Regions from separate parts of the Homo sapiens genome. Here region 1 is linked to region 2. A link is a loop called in an ENCODE intact Hi-C map of the cell type or tissue named here. Cell type or tissue: IMR-90. All regions are shown on one strand. Links, peaks and the distances in the headings refer to the core of each region. The heading gives the core; the rest is flanking DNA.

What was found. A loop is a pair of places that touch in the nucleus more often than their neighbours do. Peaks named below come from ENCODE experiments on the same cell type or tissue, not always from the same donor. Only the 100,000 strongest peaks of a DNase experiment are listed, where the experiment ranks them.
Region 1: it touches region 2 in a loop (4-fold over the local background); 2 of 110 quality-filtered maps call a loop at or near these places.

What each region holds. Positions count from the first base shown.
Region 1 is chr4:139,207,036-139,209,953 of GRCh38, forward strand. All of the region lies in intron 1 of LOC105379412 (a long non-coding RNA gene), which reads left to right. Among named protein-coding and RNA genes, the nearest start is that of ELF2, 31 kb to the left of the region's middle. In IMR-90, for the core only: no CTCF peak of the experiment used is centred there; a DNase peak (open chromatin) is centred at 1,496; H3K27ac peaks cover 134 bases.
Region 2 is chr4:139,563,822-139,566,739 of GRCh38, forward strand. No RefSeq gene overlaps it. Among named protein-coding and RNA genes, the nearest start is that of SETD7, 9.1 kb to the left of the region's middle. In IMR-90, for the core only: no CTCF peak of the experiment used is centred there; no DNase peak of the experiment used is centred there.

The DNA.
Region 1 (2,918 bases), core at 253-2,752, 360 kb before region 2:
TTAAATTCCTAATATTTCTGATTTAGTGACTGTCAACAGTCTTTTATAGGTCAACAAAACCAAGTTTGCTTGCTTTCTCCTGAAACAGGGTATACTACCTATCTTGTTACACCAATGTTGAAATTTTTTAAAGTTGTTCTGACAAGAGAATGCTTGTTTAAATTTGTACCATGTCTTTTTGATGACACTCCCATTGCCTCCTCTCTTTATTTGCTGCAGTGGTGGAGGGGAACAGAGGAAAACATATTTCCTTCTAACCGGACTATAACTGGGTGGGAAGGGGTAAAAATGCTAGTTCAGAAGCATGTGGGGCAGAGACACTCATAAAATAGAGAACGGAAGTGCTGTCAAGGACACACTGTGAATGGCCACTCAGAGTTCCTTCCTCAGCATGCCTTTGACTTCACTTCTGTCCTCCATGACCCAAACTCAAATGGACAAAGCAGACTCCCAGAACTGACAATCCGCACTGTGAGAAGTGAAGGTAAATTAGTCATCACTTTACAGGTTTCAGTTTGTAAAGTGTCCTTGACACTTGACCAAATTTAACTATGTTGTCAACAGTGGAACCAAGGTGTCTTGGTTATGTCTTATACCCAAAAAGTGGTAATTCCTATAGATAATGTCAACCTAAATATATAAACAGAGAGAGGCTCTCTAAAAGAAAATATTTATTCAGGAATAGGACATTGCAGTGGGAATATGCATGCCATAGTAAACAATATGCATATTCATGGAAAGTAAAGTGTATTAGGGTTCTCCAGACGGGCAGAACCAATAGGATATATGTATGTAAAAACAGGAGTTTATTAGGGAGAATTGGCTCACACAATTAAAAGGCAAAGTCCCACAATAGGCCACAATAGGCCCTCTGTAAGCTGGGGAAAGAGAAAAGCTGGTAATGTGGCTCAGTCCAAGTCTGAAAGCCTCAAAACTAGGGAAGCCAAGAGTGCAGCTCTCAGGCTGAGGCCAAAGGCCCAAGAGCCCCTGAACGCCACTGGTGCAAGTCCCAGAGTCTAAAGGCGAAGATCCTGGAGTCTGATGTCCAAAGGCAGGAGGAAAGGAAGCAAGTATCTGGCATGCGAAAGGAGAATGAGAGAGAGAGAGAGAGAGAGAGAGCTCAGCAAGCTGAACATCCCTTCTCCCGCCTGCTTTGCTCTAGCCGCGCTGGCAGCAGATTGGATGGTGCCCACCCACATTGAGGGTGGGTGGGTGGGTGTGCATCACCCTCTCACAGTCCACTGACTCACATGTCAATCTCCTCTGAAAACACCCTTCAGAAATAATGCTTCACCAGCCATCTAGGCATCTCTCAATCCAGTCAAGTTGACACCTAATATTAACCATCACATAAAGAAAGACAAAGGTTTTTAAAGAAAACATGAGAAGGATTACATAATTGTTTTGAGATAATTATCCTTGGCTACAAAGATCAATAACAAGGGTGACGTCAATCCAAGGTTGGACAGGCAGTTGCTGAGCAGATGTCCTCACAGAACATCTGCATGATGGCCTTTGTGCAAGATTGTGGTTTTTGCAGAGTCTTTTGTAATAGTTTCTGTCATCCAGCATTTATTCATGAGAAAACACTTCCTTCACGGCCTTCCCTAGCGCTATTTGTCAGGGTTTGGTTTTTTGGGTTTTTTTTTTGTTTTTTTTTTTTTTTTTGGTTGTTGTTGTTTTCTTTCTTTCTTTTAACAAAAGTGACTCCATTTTGATTCTGACAGTTTTCACAATAGGATTCTCATGGTTAAGAGATAAGTTTGCTTTCTTTTTTTTTTTTTTTAACAGAGTCTCACTTTGTCACACAGTAGCATGATCAGGGCTCACTGCAGCTTTGCTTCCACCTTCTGGGCTCAAGCAATCCTCCATCCTCAACCTCCCAAGTAGCTGGGACTACAGGGGTGCACCATCATACTTGGTTTTTTTTTTTTTTTTTTTTTTTTTTGGTAGAGACAAGGTCCCACTATGTTGCCCAGGCTTGTCTTGAACTACTGTCCTCAAGCAATCTTCCTGCTTCATCCTCCAAAAGTGTCGGGAGCTCTACCACTGTGAAAGTAGTTAAGTATAGTACATAATGGTTAACATCATTTTAGCAATCTTAAAGTGTATATTTTGGTAAAAGCCACAATTTCATAAGAAAGCAGTCAGGCATAGTGGCTCACACCTGTAAATCCAGCACTTTGGGAGGCTGAGGCAGGAAGATCACTTGAGCCCAGTAGTTCAAGACCAGCCTGGGCAACACAGTGAGACTCTCTCTCTACAAAAAAATTTTTAAAAAATTAGCCAGGCACAGTGGCTCAAGCTTGTGGTCCCAGCTACCTGGGAGGCTGAGGTGGAAGGATTATTTGAGCCCAAGAGATCAAGGTTGCAGTGAGCCATGATCCCATCATTGCCCTCCAGCCTGGGGAACAGAGCAAGACCCAGTCTCAAAAAATAAAATAAAATAAATATAAATGTAAATAATTTAAATGTTTTAAATTGTGGTAAAAAAAAAAGATAATATAAAATTTACCATCCTAACCACTTTAAGTGTTAATCAGTTCAGTAGGGCTAAGTAGGTTCACACTGTTGTACAACAGATATTCAGAACTTATTTAACTTACGAAACTGAAACTCTATACCCATTAAACAGTAACTCCCCATTCCCTCCTCCCCCCAGCCTCTGGCAGCCACCCTCTACTTTCTGCGTCTATGAATTTTACTACTCTATATACCTCATATAAGTGGAATCATACACCAATTGTCTTTTTGTAACTGGCTTATTTTTCCTAGCATAGTGTCCTCAAGACTTATCCATGTTGTAACATGTGACATAATTTTCTCCCTTTTGAAGGCTGAATAATATTCCATTGTATATATATATACCACATTTTATTTATCCATTCATCCATTAATGCACATTGGGGTTGCTTTCA
Region 2 (2,918 bases), core at 190-2,689:
TCAAGGCCCATTGGGTCTTCAGCCATACTTCACACTTCATGCAGAGTGACAAGACTCCTCAGAGGGTGGGCATCGGAGGGCAGGGGTGAAGCAACAAGAGATGGCATTTAGAGACAGTCTGCTGTTTCCCAGGAGACTGAGTCACATCATTTCATTTCATCCTGAAAATGACCTTACAGAATATGATCTCCATTTATAGATGAGGAAACCCGAGACTGTGAGTTCAAATAACTTGTCTGGAGTCACATAAGTAGTGAGAGTGGGATTGGAACCACAGCTGTGCAAACCATGAAAAGGCACAGATAGAGGAAATGGAAGTAACAGGACAGTTTTGGAGAAATAATTCTAGATTATTGAGTAAAGGAAAAGTTCTTAAAGAAGCTCTACATCAGTTTTATGGTGCCATACAAGATGGACTTATGGAGTGTGTTAATCTGTTCTCACATTGCTGTAAAGAAATACCTGAGACCAGGTAATTTAGAAAGAAAAGAGATTTAATTGGATCATGGCTCTGCAGGCTACACAGTAAGAATGATGGCATCTGCTCAGCTTCTGGGGAGGCCTCAGCAAACTTACAATCATGGCAGAAGGTGAAGGGGGAGCAGGCAGTCACATGGACAGAGCAGGAGCAAGAGAGAGAGGCAGAAGGTGCTACACACTTAAACGACCACATCTCTTGAAAACTCACTCACTATCATGAGGACAGCACCAGAATGATGGTGCTAAACCATTCATGAGAAATCCACCCCCATGATCCAACCACCTCCCACCAGGCCCCACCTCCAATATGGGGGATTACATTTCAACATGAGATTTGGGAGGGGACAACATCCAAACTGCATCACAGGGGAAATGACAAAATCACAAAAGCGTATACATGGCTGGCCTCTAGTGGCAGAGGAGAGCTTTGGTCTTGTCTCTGGGGGTATGCTTTTGTGAAGGTGTCCCAAGTGACCCCCATCCCTTATTTGAGATGATATACTTCTTGGGTTCAAGTTGTTCAGTTTGTTTTTCTGGTTCTGGTGGCTGAGTGGAGGGCAGAGATTCTCTCTGCAGCAGATGTGCCATCCTTTACAGTGCCTAGCATGCTGCTGGACGTACAGGTGTCCAGGAGGTTTGGCAAGCATATTGCCAGGAAAAACTTCTACCATTGAGGGCCCAGTGCAAACAAGCTCACTATGAGCAGGCTGGCTGGCCATGGATAAGGAGGACCATCTTAGGAGCAAGTTACAGCTGACAGATGACTTTTGAGCTGTGGAAATGGAAGACAGAAAAATGCTTTTTGAAGAACTTCATTAATTTTTATTTACTTATTTATTTTTGAGATGGAGTTTGCTTGTTGCCCGGGCTGGAGTGCAATGGCACGGTCTCAGCTCAGTGCAACGTCCACCTCCTGGGTTCAAGCGATTCTCCTGCCTCAGCCTCCCAAGTAGCTGGGATTACAGGTGCCCAATACCATGCCTGGCTATTTTTTTTTGTATTTTTAGTAGAAATGGGGTTTCACGTGTTGGCCAGGCTGGTCTCGAACTCCTGAACTTAGGTGACCCACCCGCTCGGCCTCCCAAAGTGCTGGAATTACAGGCGTGAGCCACCGAGCCCAGCCGAACTTCATTAATTTTTTAAAAATCCAGTCTTAATCTATAATTTTAAATCACCATTTACTTTATTAATTTTAGAAGAAAAACATTCATTGGAGAGATATTAAATAGAATATCAAAAAGAAAATGTAAAAATCACTCAAAATCCTAACAACCAACAGTAACTACGATAAACAATCTGGTATATGCCCTTTCAGACACTTTATAAAAATGTATAAGCATAGCCAGGTGTGGTGGCTCACGCCTGTAATCCCAGCACTTTGGGAGGCTGAGGCAGGCTGATCACAAGGTCAGGAGTTCGAGACCAGCCTGGGCAACATGGTGAAACGCTGTCTCTACTAAAAATACAAAAATTAGCTGGGCATGGTGGTGTGCACCTGTAGTCCCAGCTACTTGGGAGGCTGAGGCAGAAGAATCGCTTGAACCCAGGAGGCAGAGATTGCAGTGAGCTGAGATTGTGCCACTGCACTCCAGCCTGGGTGACACAGCGAGACTCTGTCTCAAAAAAATATCTATACATATATATACGTATATACATACATATATATGCATAGATTAAATGTGTCCTCTTAGTAGCTGGGACTACAGGCGTGCACCACTACACCTGGCTAATTTTTTAATTTTTTTATATAGATGGGGTTTCACCATGTTGCCCAGGCTGGCCTTGAAATTCTGAGCCCAAGCCATCCACCCACCTCAGCCTCCCAAAGTGCTAGGATTACAGGCATGAGCCACTGCACCCAGCCACAGTTTTTTTGTTGTTTGTTTGTTTGTTTTTTAGACAGAGTCTCGTTCTATAGCCCAGGCTGGAGTGCAGTGGCGTGATCTCAGCTCACTGCAACCTCTGCCTCCCGGGTTCAAGCAATTCTCTGCCTCAGCCTCCCAAGTAGCTGGGATTATAGGTGCCCACCACCACGCCCGGCTAATTTTTGTATATTTTTAGTAGAGACGGGGTTTCACCATCTTGGCCAGGCTGGTCTTGAACTCCTGACCTCGTGATTCACCCACTTTGGCCTCCCAAAGTGTTGGGATTACAGGTGTAAGCCACCGTTTTTTTATAGTGTCATTCAAGATGAACTTGTAGGCCAGGAGTGGTAGCTCACGCCTATAATACTAGCACTTTGGGAGGACGAGATGGGTGGATAACTTGAACCCAGGAGTTTGAGGCCAGCCTGGGCAACATGGCGAAATCCTGTCTCTACTTAAAAGAAAAAAAAAATGAACTCGTAGGCAGTGTTCTTAAAATTAATAATAAAATTGTAAACATTCGTAATCTAGAAATTATTTAATGTGTAGAAGCAAGCATCATATGCTTTTGAG